Linked DNA regions of Homo sapiens: region 1 is linked to region 2. Evidence: chromatin contacts called from ENCODE Hi-C data. All regions are on one chromosome and are shown on one strand. Each heading gives the region's core, a stretch centred on a gene start or an enhancer-like site at or near the end of the contact. The rest is flanking DNA. Distances are from core to core; before and after follow the strand shown. Region 1 holds the start of AJUBA-DT (AJUBA divergent transcript). Region 2 overlaps TRD-AS1 (TRD antisense RNA 1).

Region 1 (7,189 bases), core at 885-3,384, 520 kb after region 2:
CCAGACCGGCTAGATTCACCCTTTCTGCGGCCGAACTTCTCCAGCAGGCGACTGGCTTTCTCTCCTAACCGCTCCATGCCCTCGGGCCTGGGGCCTCTCGCCCCCTCCCCGCCTGGCACCCTGCGGCGTCTCGGCGGCCGGTTCTCTTTCCCTGCAGCCGGACTCTGGTTCCCCAGGGGCACAGGGGAGGCACAGGGGCTTAGCGGGCGGCCTGGATGCCCTGCGCCAGGAATCCCACAGCATCCCCCAGCGGGAGGGGCTGCGTCCCCCCGCGCATCTGGGGCTGAGCGGGGCTAGCAGGGTCTCTGGCCGCGGCTGTCCAGTCCGCAGGTCTATCTGTTCACGCGTCGACTCGCCCGACTGCCCCACTCTCCCCGGCCCCCGCCCCCCTAGCTCTCACGCTAGCCACAGACCGAACTTCTCTCCCAAACTTTTGTCTGCCTGGCCGGATCTACTTTCCTAGGGGGGCGGAGCGCGGTGTGTGCGAGAGCGCCGGGGGTGTCCGCGCAGGGATAGCTGGTGTGCGTGCAGCGGAAGGCGCTAACTGCCCTGGATGTGGAGACCCGCGGACTGGACGTGAGAGGCGGGCAGGGGCAGTTGGGGCAGCTGCCCCTACAACACTGAAGAATTGGAATAGGAAAGAGTGTGGGGGTAGGGGACGGGGACTCTTTGTCTGCAGTTGGAATGCGCGGAGGGGCATGGTGGAATGTGTCGCGTCCCGGGACCGGACGACAGGAGGCATGTTCTGCGCTAGCACCGTGACTTTGTTCCCAGCGTGGGGACTGTGGGAGAGATGGAGAGAGACTGGTACAGAAATGGTGAGACAAGGAGAGAGCCATAAAGAGGAAGACAGAGAGAAAGAAGACAAATGCATAAAGAGGTTCAGAGACGTGTACGTAAAGATAGCCCTGAAAGGCGACGAAGCCCACAGAGAGAGGTGGAAGAGGGAAGAGGTAGCGAAAGAAAGGGAGAGCTGAGGAGCAAAGAGGAGTGTGGACGATGCAGAGACCGAAGGGTGCGCAGACAAAGGAAAGGACAAGCTTGTCCAGAGAGAATGAGAGACAAACAGATAAACTGCAATAAAAAGGCACCACCTTCTGGACCCAAAAGTTTTGTGATTTGTAAAAGCAGTGAAAAGGAGTCAGGAAAATGGGACTAATCTCTACTTTGAGAGGGAGGGAAAGAGATATAGTGTGTATGTAGAAGCAGTGAAAAGGAGTGAGGAAAAGGTTTGGGACTAATCTCTACCTTAAGGGTAGGACAGTTAGAGGGATAGACACCCCCTGGTGTTGGGAAATGAGATTTTTCTCATTTCAGGTGACTGTGGAGATCGAAGGCCTGGTTTTAGGGCTAGCGAACACCTTCTCCCTTTGGTTTTGGTCCACAGAAGACTGGTGATACAGAGTAAGTATTAAGAGGAAGAAAAGAAATGCCGTGTAGAGGAAATTGCAAATGAAAATGATCAGGATGGAAAAGAGGCTGATATTGACTATTTTAAAAGGATCAAGAATAAGGAAAAGAAACCCTGGCTGAAGCAGCCGGGCGCGGTGGCTCACGCCTGTAATCCCACCACTTTGGGAGGCTGAGGCGGGCGGATCACTTGAAGTCAAGAGTTCAGACCAGCCTGGCCAACATGGTGAAGCCCTATCTCTACTAAAAATACAAAAATTAGCCAGGCGTGGTGGCGCACGCCTATAGTCCCAGCCACTCGAGAGGCTGAGGCGGGAGAATCGCTTGAACCCGGGAGACAGAGGTTGCAGTGAGCCAATATCACGGCCACTGCACTCCAGCCTGGGCGACAGAGCAAGACTCCGTCTCAAAAAAATTCTCAAAAATAAATAATAATTTTTTTTAAAGAAACCCTAGATGAAGCTAAACATACCTAATTAAATACCAGCCAACGGCCGGGAGCGGTGGCTCACGCCTGTAATCCCAGCACTTTGGAAGGCAGAGGCGGCGGGATCACGAGGTCAGGAGTTTGCAACCAGCCTGGCCAGTATGGTGAAACCCCGTCTCTACTAAGAATACAAAAATTAGCCGGTGTGGTGGCGTGCACCTGTAGTCCCAGCTACTTGGGAGGCTGAGGCAGAAGAATCGCGTGAACCCAGGAGGCGGAGGTTGCAGAGAGCCGAGATTGTGCCATTGCACTCAGGCCTGGGCGATAGAGGGAGATTCCGTCTCAAAAAAATTTTTTAAAAACCAGCCAACTACTTTTGCCCAGACTAAAACATCAGGGGCAAGGGGTGGAGGAAGTAGAATGGAGAAGGAAAATGACTCCTTTGTATTTAGATAGTAAATGAGTATGAAAATTATATGCAAACAAGTCATGCATATTATTTTCATCTCAACATTTTGAACACCTTTTATAATCTTAGTGTAGCCTTAGGGAATGTGGAAAGAAACGAGGTTAATATCTTTTGGGAAATTAATTTGTGCCAAACTATTTGGCTTCTTCGTCCTAGTTGCATTGTCTCCCTGACCTCATCTCCCCTGAGAATCAGCCTCTGTTTCCCTGGTCAAGGCCACGGCTTTTCTCTGATCCTGAGGAGAGTTTCCTACCAGAGTGGAAGCAGGGAGGACTGAAAGCACTAGGAACAGAGGGGAGCTATCGGATTGCATCTAGAACCTGCTGTGAGCAACATCTTCAGAATTAACCATAATGTGTTCCCTCCTTTCCTGTGTCCAGATGAGGAAGGAGAACTTTGATTCTTCCTTCCAATTACATCCAAAATATCCACACAACTACTAATATTTGGAAGCTTTGATCCTTTGGGGTGAGGATGCGAGAGGAAATCTTATGAAATGTTGGGAGGCCATTAAAGGAGGCCCATGCAAGAGTTGGTGGTAGCAATGGGCACAACTGGGATGAACAGCCTGTGTTTTCAAGGGATAACTGGAAGCAGAGATGAGTGAAGGGGAAGAAGTAGAAGACGCATATGCTAATAGGGCATGCTCCAATAGTGCTCATGACCTCAGGTGGCCTCTCCACAGTCTAAACTGGAGCTGGGATCTCCAAAGGCCCTCTTCGTTCCCAAGACTTTAATTATAATCTGTATATGCAGGTGACTCCCTAATCCATATTTCCAGCCCAGTCTTTCTTGGAATTAAAAACTCAACTAACTACTAGCATCTCCAATGGCTGTCTCAGAAGCACCCAATATCCTAAACTGATCTCATCTTCTCTGCCTCATGAAACTGGCTCCTCTAACATTCTCTGAGTAAATGGCACAATCCTGTTAGCTGCTTAAACTAGAAATCTGAGCGTCAACCCTATGTCCTCCTTCTCCCTTAACCTCAAATCCAACCAAGTCCTATCAATCACCAAGTTCTATTAATTCTGCTTCCTAAACATCTTCCAAATCTGTCCTCCCCTCATCACCACTATATATGTCAAGTCACCGTCTTTCCTCTCCGAAACCAATGCAAAAGTCTCCTGGCCAAGGCTTGCTCCCTGCAATCCATCTTATACCCTGAGGTCAAGTGATTTTTTTCAGTACAGAAGCTTTACGACTTACAATGGAGTTATGTCTGAATAAACCCATCCATTATAAATTGAAAATATCGTAAGGCAGAAGTGCTTCTTCAACTTCACCATATTTTCAGCTTAAAATGGGTTTATCTGATATAACTGCATCATAAGGTGAGGAGCATACTGAATCATTTCGCACCATCGTAAAGTTGAAAAATCCTAAGTCGAACCATCGTTGAGTTGGGGACTGCCTGTAGGCAAAACCTGTCGTTTTATTTCCCTGCTAAAACAAACTTTCAATGATTTCTCACTGCCCTTGGGTTGAAGTCTGTACTCTGTATTATGAGGTCTGTCTCACTCTCCAGCCTCTCCTCTAGCATTATCCCTTCCCCAAAAGTCTGCAGTAGAACTGGACCTTGTCTGTACTCTCTCTTGCCCCTGGACTTTTGTACCTGCAGTTCCCTGTTTGGAACACTCTCTTAGCCTCCCCTTTCCTTCTGGTTAACTCTTCCCCAGTTTAGACATTACACCCTCTCAGAAGAAGCCTTTCCAGACTGCAAGAGTAGGTTAGCTACCCCTGCTGTATATTGCCATAGTGCACTACACTCCACCATGGTCACCCTTATCACAGTTCATTTCATTGCCTACTCCACTGCCTGGCTTCCTGACTAAACTAAAAAAATCTCTGAACAGCATCCAACCTTATCAACAATGTATCCATAGCACAGTACCTGACACCTAGTAAAGCGATCAATGTTTGTTATAAGACTGAATAAATGTAAAGCCATTTTTGCTTTTCAATCCATCCAAAATGCACACCCCTTCCTCAAAATACAGCTTGGCTGACAGGACCAAGAAACAGCTACAAAGCTGTGTATTTTGCTTGGTCACATAGTGAGAGAGAGGCTGCCGGTGAGACACGGGAACTCTTTAAGCCTTAATTTCCTCATCTGTAAGATAGGAATAGTAAAATTTTCCTCATGTAATTCAATAAACAATAGCTATTATATCAGGAACCCAATTCCCCAATAGTGATAGAACTTGTGTTCCCTTGGTCAGAAGACTCAAGCTCATGACTGAAACTGCCCACCAGGTGGCGGTATTAACCTGCACTGGTCATGTTCGGTTTCCACTGCAGAGCAAGACAAGTAGTCACAGGGAAGCAAAAGGTACAACCTGGGCTGCTTCCTCAGAGCTTTGGGTGGAACTGGGCAGGGGCAGAAACAACTCAGAGACAGGGCATATGTCAAGAAGGCCTCATGTTTCTTGGACCCATCCTCCTCATTTTCTCATCCCAGGCTTCTCCGAGATACTGTTTATGCTGAGGAATAAGCATATTCTGGCTTACTGTTCACAGTGGAGGGAGTTTCTCCCCTTCTAGATAAGTTTTTATCCCACCAGTGTTCTGCTTCCCCAGTAGAGACTGTGTTAAGAAAAGAGGCAAATTTGCTTTCTCAGACTGCACAGAGCATCTCATTATTTTGTGAAGCCCCATGGCCACCTATTTCTGAGACATGGGGCATGGCGGAAGCCAGAGTTATTCTTGGCTGTAGATTTTATTCATCCTTTTCCACCTTGATTTCAATGAATGAGTTCAAGTCAGGACAGCAGGTTTTGTGGGGTTGGTCAAAAGATGGGGAGCCAGGTGCATTCTCATCCCCTCCCTCATCTTCCTCTTCTTGGAAATTAGGATTGTAAAGTTCTGGTGGAAGGAGCTGGGCTTCAGCAGAAGGCAGTCTGTCTGAGGGAGGCCCATACACACGGTTGGCTTTGGTGCCATGCTTAGAGTTAGCATCCAGGTGGTAGCAGAGCTCTGTGAGGCGCTGGGCCCGGAAACGGGGAGGGCGGGCCACCCACACACCTGGCTCGTTAAGACTGTCCTCTTCATCTGACATCAGTTCCTCTGTCACATCATTCCACAGACGTTGGTCCTCAGGTCCAAAATGCCTCATGATACTGGATCGGTTGGCAAAAAGCTAAGGCAGGAACCCAGGAGATAGATTAGGAAGGTAAACATTCTATGGATTAGATTTGGGGAAAAGGTTTGGTGGGGAAGGCTGTGTAAAATCTGTGCCTAAGTGAACCCAGTCCCCAAGTCAGATCTTAGCATTGGCTCACTGTTCTTCTCTATCTTCCTACATTCCTGGCTCTCAACCCTATTCTCATATGCCATGTCCTCTGGCCCTTCCCACTTAGGAAAGGGTTTAGAGTTTAGTATCTTGAAAGAAAGGCCTAGAAACCTACCCGATATCGGCGACTTCGAAGTTTCTTCTCCTCTTTTTCCTTCAGGCCTTTAAAGGGGTTCAGGGAGTTGCGGTACTCACGCCTCTTAGTAAGGAAGTAGGCCACACAGGCTCCTGGCGGGGAGGGAAGGAAGGGAGCAAGAAGGAGGGTCCTCTGAGTAGTGGTCCCCAGCCCGTTTTTCTGCCCTAACACTATTGAATGGGAGGTTGGCGATCACTACTTAGATGAGGGCTTTTTTTTTTTTTTTTGAGATGTAGTTTCACTCTTGTTGCCCAGGCTGGAGTGCAATGGCACAATCTCGGCTTACCACAACCTCCGCCTCCTGGGTTCAAGCGATTCTCCTGCCTCAGCCTCCCGAGTAGCTGGGATTACAGGCATGTGCCACCACATCCAGCTCTTTTTAGTAGAGATGGGGTTTCTCCATGTTGGTCAGGCTGGTCTCAAACTACTGACCTCAGGTGATCCACCTGCCTTGGCCTCCCAAAGAGCTGGGATTACAGGCGTGAGCAGCCGTGCCTGGCCTAGATGCTGGGCTTTCTTGGCATAGGCATTAGCATCTTCACTCCTCTTTGGTTAGGATTCTTTTTATTTATTTATTTTATTATGATTTTGTTATGAGACAGGGTCTCGCTCTGTCACCCAGGCTTGAGGGCAGTGGCATGGTCATGCATGCTCACTGCAGCCTCCAACTCCTGGGCTTAAGTGATCGTCCAGCCTCAGCCTCCTGAGCAGCTGGGACTACAGGTGCACATCACCATGGCCGGCTAATTGGTTTAGCTTTCTTTGCCCACCTCCATCTCCAACACTAACTCCTCCCAAATATCTCCCACTGGAAAAAGACAACTCCAATCGCTTCTGTGTCTCCCCGCTCCCTCCACCAAATAAAACCTACCCCTTCTTGGGCGTGGTGGCTCACACCTGTAATCCCAACATTCTGGGAGGCCTCCTGCTGAGGCAGGAGGATTGCTTGAGCCCAGGAGTTTGAGACCAGCCTGGGCAACATAGTGAGACTCAGTCTCTATTTAAAAAAAAATTTAAAAACAACAACAATCTACCCCTATTGCCACTCTGATGGAAGATTACAAGTATTTTTTTATTTTTCGTTGAAACAAGGTTTGCCCACAGTGGAGTTCAGTGACACGATCTTGGCTCAATGCAACCTCCACCTCGCAGGCTCAAGCAATCCTCCCACCTCAGCCTCCCAAGTAGCTGGGACTACGTCATGCATGCCACCCCACCCAGTTAATTTTTGTTATTTTTGTTTGTTTTTGGTAAAGATTGGGTTTCGCCATGTTGCCCATGCTAGTCTCGAACTCCTGGACTGAAATAATCCTCCTGCCCTGGCTTCCCAAAGTGCTAGGATTACAGGGATGAGCCACGTTACCTGGCTCTACAAGTACTTTTTCAGCAGAAGCTTTCATAATACTTCAGGGTTAGCTACAAATAACAAAAGAGAGCAAGGAAAGAGAAAGCCTG
Region 2 (6,628 bases), core at 2,543-5,042:
TCACCACTGTTTAACCCCCACAAAGTTGTGAATAATCATCTCACCTAATAAGTTGATTATATTTGCAGGAAGTCAGCCTCATACCAAACCATCCGTTTTTGTCATGAAAAATGGAACAAATGTCGCTTGTCTGGTGAAGGAATTCTACCCCAAGGATATAAGAATAAATCTCGTGTCATCCAAGAAGATAACAGAGTTTGATCCTGCTATTGTCATCTCTCCCAGTGGGAAGTACAATGCTGTCAAGCTTGGTAAATATGAAGATTCAAATTCAGTGACATGTTCAGTTCAACACGACAATAAAACTGTGCACTCCACTGACTTTGAAGTGAAGACAGATTCTACAGGTAGGCCATTTCTAGCTTCAAGGAGCTGGAGATTATGGGGAACAAGAATTGGGTGAAAGGGAAGTTAGAGATGTAACTGTGGACAAATCATTCTCAGTATAGCATCATGCTGGAAATAAGACTTAGGCCCAACTATAGCCTGCCATTGGCAGGGGAGGGAAATGCTTGTCATCCCTAAGATGGAATCTAAAATAAAGCCCATCTTATTTCTTCCTCATCTCTCCTCTTTACCTACCACTGTCCCCTTCATACTAGACTCTGGGATTGAAAGTCCTCGTGCATTCTAATCCAGTGCTAAATTCCAACAAAGGGCAATGCGGCCTATTGTGGGGCTAAGAATCCTAGTTCTTCCCGCATATTGGTGTGCCTGGATGTTGACCTCATGGTACAATGAAAAAGGCTAGAATGGGAAGCATGTTGTATAATTAGCTATGTGACCTTCACCAAGTCACATCCTCTGGTCCTCAGTTCACTCACCCAAAGTCTCCTCCAGTTTTAAAAGCCTACAATCCTGTGAGCCTCTTCATTCCCAATGTAACCCTGACCACTGCTGTTTGTTCCAGATCACGTAAAACCAAAGGAAACTGAAAACACAAAGCAACCTTCAAAGAGCTGCCATAAACCCAAAGGTTAGTTCAAATCAAAGGGCCAACTTCAGAATCAAGGGTTAAAGCAAACTCTGTAATTGTCCACTGGGGCCAAAATGTATCAGATTTCAAAAGAAAACACAAACCATGCTGAGCCCAGTTGGTTCTGCAGAGCCTCTGACTCTCCCAGCAAGGCTTACCTGGCTGTCGGCATCGGTTTCCCAAGCTTGCCTGGCTGGGTGTCAGCAGCAGCCTAAGGTCTCTGACGGCTATCTGGCACCATGCTGGACTTGCAGGCCAGAAAGAACTAGGCAGACTTGGGGCAGGCTAATATCAGTGTTGCAGGCCCAATTTCTGGAAGGGAATTTAATCTCTCCCTGAAGCCACCCTCTTCACTCTTTTTCAGCCATAGTTCATACCGAGAAGGTGAACATGATGTCCCTCACAGTGCTTGGGCTACGAATGCTGTTTGCAAAGACTGTTGCCGTCAATTTTCTCTTGACTGCCAAGTTATTTTTCTTGTAAGGTAAGAATTAGCCGCTTCTTATTCCTATCTCTACCCACACCATGCTGCACATGGGGAAAGGGGATTTAGAAATGGCTAAGAAACCAAGAAGCATTGGAAAGGGAAAATAGAGACATACTTAGAATTAATAAGGTAGGCTATCTCAGCTACTCAGCAAAACAGCACCCCATTTCCTGTTATCCTTTCATTTTGAGTCAGACTGAAACCCATTAGGTAGTATAATGTACTATTTTTCTAATATACCAGAGAATAACCCTCACTTTCACTCCAGGGAGAAAACTGAAGATAAATAAGGAGAATTCATCTTCTTTACTGCTATTTTGTTCATCGACCAAGAGACCATGGGTTATTTGCAAGGCCATAAGTAAAGCTTTGCCTGAAGACTATCCAGAGGAAGCAGAACCTATCTTTGTCCTGATAAAGGGAATGCCAGCTCACACTCCTTAATCATAGGACCAGCCTGTCTATGTGTGGATCAGCCTGTCTTTGGGATGAACCTACACACAGCATTAGTAGTGAACAGCTCACTATTAGCTACTCAGGATGCATACACAGTTAGGTTTGAGATGTCAATTATTTGCCTGTTACTTGCATTCCGTTCTCAGGTAATCTCATACACGAAATTGAAACCAGGGCCTGGGTTTGCGTGTGAGGCTTCTCCCCCTCACTCCTTCTCCAATACTCACAAATGCTCATCAACCCCAGCTTCTGTTCTAGGAACAACCCTAGACTCAGAGTACTTGACTGATCTGACCCAGACAGTAAACATACCCAGTCATCTCAAAAAGGGGGTCCAGCTCACCTGTTATTTTACTAACAGTCCCAGGGACACAGGCAGTGTGGCTGGGTAAAAAGAGAGCTATACTAAGAGTCAGAAGATCTGGGTTTTATCCTGATTTTGACACTAACTTACATGTTACCTTAGCCAGGTTTCTTCATCTCTCTGGGCCTGGGTTTTTGCATCTGCAAAACAAATGAGTTAAAAAAAATAATAACCAAAGGAGAACAAAAGAGTCTCATGACTTGTGCCAACACTGATAGCTGAACTAGCTGAGCTATTGCCATGTGTACATGGAAAGTGAGCCACAATAGATTAGTGATGTCTGCAATGGTACAGTATAGCAAGTACCGGCCAACCCCAGACTACATGACCCCTACGATTCCTTCTAGCACTGGCAGTCTATTCTATAACAACTTTCTTCACTGCAGGCTGACTGGCATGAGGAAGCTACACTCCTGAAGAAACCAAAGGCTTACAAAAATGCATCTCCTTGGCTTCTGACTTCTTTGTGATTCAAGTTGACCTGTCATAGCCTTGTTAAAATGGCTGCTAGCCAAACCACTTTTTCTTCAAAGACAACAAACCCAGCTCATCCTCCAGCTTGATGGGAAGACAAAAGTCCTGGGGAAGGGGGGTTTATGTCCTAACTGCTTTGTATGCTGTTTTATAAAGGGATAGAAGGATATAAAAAGATATAGGACTCTTTTTTTACTCCTACAAGTGATACACTTTGAAAATGATGTTTTGTTCCTTTTGACTTTCTTTACCTTTTGAAGTAGAAAGTGGGAACCAACAGGTTCACAGCTTCATTCCTCATGAGGCAAATAGGCCTTGGGAGAAGAAGAGCGGGTGCCCTTTTATCTAAACATGGAAGGCTCTGCTCAACTGAGCACTAGATTTGCTACAAACCAGCATCATCTTCTTCCTCCTGTCCTCACGGCTTGTCCCACCCTCTATGTTCACTTCAGGAGCCACACTAGAGATTCTGCATGGCGTGGAGGAGGACAAAGTTTCAGCACTTTCTGCCTCTCCTAATACTTTACAAATGAGATTACATTTGAATTTGCTAATACTTTATGAGCAGGCAATGAGGTTTCCAAAATCTCATCTAAATACTCTCCAATCTATTAGCAAAAATCAGAGTAAAATACAGAGGAAAGGCACTGCTTTCTGTTAATTGATTTAACATGCATGAATTAGCTCCCTCTGAGTTCCAGGCACTATGCTGAGAGTACAAAGAAGACACAAGTCTGCTTTCAAGCAACTCACTGTGAAAGTGTTTTTGAAGGGAGGAACAGAAATGAGACCCCTATCTTTCCCTATAAAAACAACATTTTTACTGTCTTTTGCCTGCCAATCTGTATTTGAAACCATTGGACACTGATTCTCTGGCCTGGGACTTTGGCATTGATGGTTTTCTGCCTTTCTTCTCAGCCTCTGCCTCTATTGCATTTATTAAACTGCATTGTGTGCACCTCGCCTCTGGCTTTACTCTTTGCAGATCACCACAGGGGGAAACTCAGCTCTGTGAGCTCACTATTAGTCAGCCAAAAGCCAAATTGAACTTATGGGTCACACTGCACTTTCCTGAGCCCCAAGCCTACAGAGGCCCTGCCTTGGAGACCCAGCCTCGGGTTTCCTGCTGCCTCTGCTGATGCCGCTGTTACAGCAAGAGCAACAGCAGCACCTGCAGCGTGGCCAGTGACCTCTGCTACTGCCACCCAGGAAGGCCACAGCCTTTTCCAGGAGCACTGCTCAGGTGCAGAGCCCTAGCAACCCATTATTGTGGTTCTCTCAGCACCTATGTGGAGCATCAAGTCGGGGGTTATGAGGTTACAAGTGAAAGAGTGACTGTCGCCAACAACTCCACTTGCCATCCCCGACAGCAAACTCCCCCATCATGTCTACTACACCTTGTATGTGTAAGGAATGCTGATTTCCAAAACATTCACGAGTTACCTTGTGTAATATTAGGGTGTTTCCTCTGAAGTTGTTAGGAACAAAAAGATCATATTCTCATTTTTCAGATAAAACAAAAATGCCCTCTCCTCAAAAAAGTATGTATCATGTCCAGAGTCATTCAGTGAGGCAGGGATATTGCTGGGAGCAGAACCAAGGTCTCAAGATTTTCAGCCCAAAGTTCCTGCTATAAGAACATACTGCATCCCCAAATGAGGACAAGATGTCAAAGTGAGTATCAGCTAGAATGAACTTCAGGATTGTCCCATATTTAGCATATAAATGAGCCACCCTCTAGCCCACTATGCCAGAAACAAAAAAAATCCTGGCATATCACAGGACCATGAATTTCCCACACCAAAAGGAGCCTCCAGGGAAGATTTAAGGCAAGAGCCAGGAGGGATTATGGCTGCCTTCTGATCTGGGGCCATGATATGTGAACTGTGAGATGGACATGTGTCACACTCAGTAGGCATTAGAACAGAAGCCCCAGAAAGCCAAGCCACATGCCCAAGGTCTTTGGCTCCCTCATCCCCTGTTCTTTCCATTGTTCTATACAGTGGCTACTCTTGTCCACTGTTTCTGAAGAGCACATAAACTGCTGCCCAAACCACTCACTGATAGAGCCACCTAGGGTACAGCTGCAGAAGAGAGCCCTGGAAGTGTAACGCTGCATCTCTGGGCCTGTCATTATCCAGGTATACGACTTTGAGAATGTCCACCATGTCTCTGGACTGCAGTGTAGTTTCTATAAAATAACATGTAAGGCCTCTTCTATTTCTAAGATTATATCTAATAACTCTAATAGTTCTATTAAGGCAGATAATTCAAGAGAAGAGGAAGGAGGGACTGATTCCCAGGGACTGAGGGTGTGTATCTATTTCAACATCACATAGTCAGTTTGCCCCAGAGGAAATTTTCTCTGCCGGAGACACCACTGAGCTTCAAACTCAGGGACTTGGCAGCTGGAATTCTGGAAGTCACAACTTTCCAGGAGTGCCTCAGTGCTCTGCAGTGAAAAAAAAGAAAATGTTCTCCAAATAAAATAAGTAAAATGGAGGTGTCAAAGAACATCAAGGAGAAGGTGGCTGGATATAAAAAGATGCGGGAAAAAAAAAGTAAATTGGTGAAAAGTCTTTTAAGTAAATAACTTTGTGTCTAACTTAATTTTTTTTTTTTTTTTGAGACAGAATCTCGCTCTGTCACCCAGGCTGGAATGCAGTGGCACCACCTCGGCTCACTGCAACCTCTGCCTCCTGGGTTCAAGCGATTCTTGTGCCTCAGCCTCCCGAGTAGCCGGGACTACGGGCGCGAGCCACCACGCCCGGCTAATTCTTGTATTTTTAGTAGAGACGGGTCTTCGCCATGTTGGCCAAGCTGGTCTTGAACTCCTGGCCTCAAGTGATCTGCCCGCCTCAGCCTCCCAAAGTGTTGCAATTATTGGCATGAGCCACCACATCTGGCCCTAATTTAATTCTGCAATGAAAACAGATCAATTCATAATAATGGATAAATGGTGGTGGTGACTAAAATAAAGACACGGCTGACGGCCTCGCCTTAGATGGGCCCTTTACCTGCACCTGAACCTGCATCCTGAAACACTCACAGAAAATGCAGCACAGGCTTGTCAAGCCCCTTTCTGTATCGGGACGACCAGGGCACCAGGGGCACGAAGACAGCGCTCTGTAAACATGCAGTTCTCCTTTGCCTACCAGGAGTCATTCAGGTGGCAAGGGCCCCGTGAGTCAGAAGTGGGGAGATACTCTGCTTCTCTGAAGCCAGGGTGCTCCCCTGGATCTGACCAGGCCATTTATTTCTCAGAAGACACTTTAGGTCACTTCTAAAGGCCAGGCTGGAACCCAAAATGGCTAAGAGAAGGATGCCAAGTCCCAGACATGACCTGCCCTAAGAGGCAGCTCTGCTGAGCTGTGCCCCAGGAGTTTGTGTTATGACTTCCTGGGCACCTGCATCATAGTGCTAAAGGCACAGTAGTAAGTGGCACTGTCTTCAGTCCTTACTGGAGAGATCACCAAGTGAAAGGCTTTCTGGGTCAGAATGTGTTTCACAGAAAACCGTCCTTGAGTAAAATCTGCACCTTCTGATCTGCTGTTATCCCCATAAAAGACAAACTGAAAGGAATAATCTGGCCTTATCCGGTACCAGAATAAATCTGGATTTGAATATACAGTGTCGTAAGTGCAGAGCAGTACCACCTCACTGCCACTCGCCACCGTCTGGTCCGGGGAACTCTGGGTTACTTTGTCACACAGCGTGCCCCTGTCTGGGAAAAAGACAATGAGGAAATAGTGAATTCTGCACCCCCCAGACAGTGAGTACAGCACATGCCTAGCCCAGAAGAACTCAATGAGCAGAGGCAAGAGAAGGACACAGAAATAAAGCCAAAGGCAGCAAATAACCAAAAACCAAG

Evidence for each region. Hi-C counts contacts between places; a loop is a spot of excess contacts on that map. Pooled maps may share reads with other maps.
Region 1: a pooled map shows a loop between it and region 2 (2.8-fold over the local background). The contact joins the promoter of AJUBA-DT here to the enhancer-like site in region 2. A Hi-C loop is called at or near these places in 2 of 37 single-sample maps with no recorded cell type and 4 of 50 pooled maps.

Annotation. Positions count from the first base shown.
Region 1 is chr14:22,982,190-22,989,378 of GRCh38, forward strand. AJUBA-DT (AJUBA divergent transcript) reads left to right here and starts at 2,135. Exons shown (of 3, transcript XR_007064074.1): 1 at 2,135-2,631. It overlaps AJUBA (ajuba LIM protein), which reads right to left and starts at 362. Exons shown (of 8, transcript NM_032876.6): 1 at 1-362. The coding sequence starts at 77. C14orf93 (chromosome 14 open reading frame 93) reads right to left here. Exons shown (of 7, transcript NM_021944.4): 6 at 5,714-5,826; 7 at 3,705-5,445. The coding sequence ends at 5,026. RefSeq lists enhancers at 1-376, 377-1,342 and a silencer at 4,542-4,651.
Region 2 is chr14:22,462,864-22,469,491 of GRCh38, forward strand. The region is part of intron 2 of TRD-AS1 (TRD antisense RNA 1); the gene reads right to left. It also overlaps TRA, TRD, TRDC and TRDV3. Among named protein-coding and RNA genes, the nearest start is that of TRD-AS1, 17 kb to the right of the region's middle. RefSeq lists enhancers at 31-1,230, 1,653-1,872. Within about 2 kb of position 3,793, at least 2 of the 41 ENCODE cell types and tissues checked have a DNase peak (open chromatin) inside an H3K27ac peak, as active enhancers do.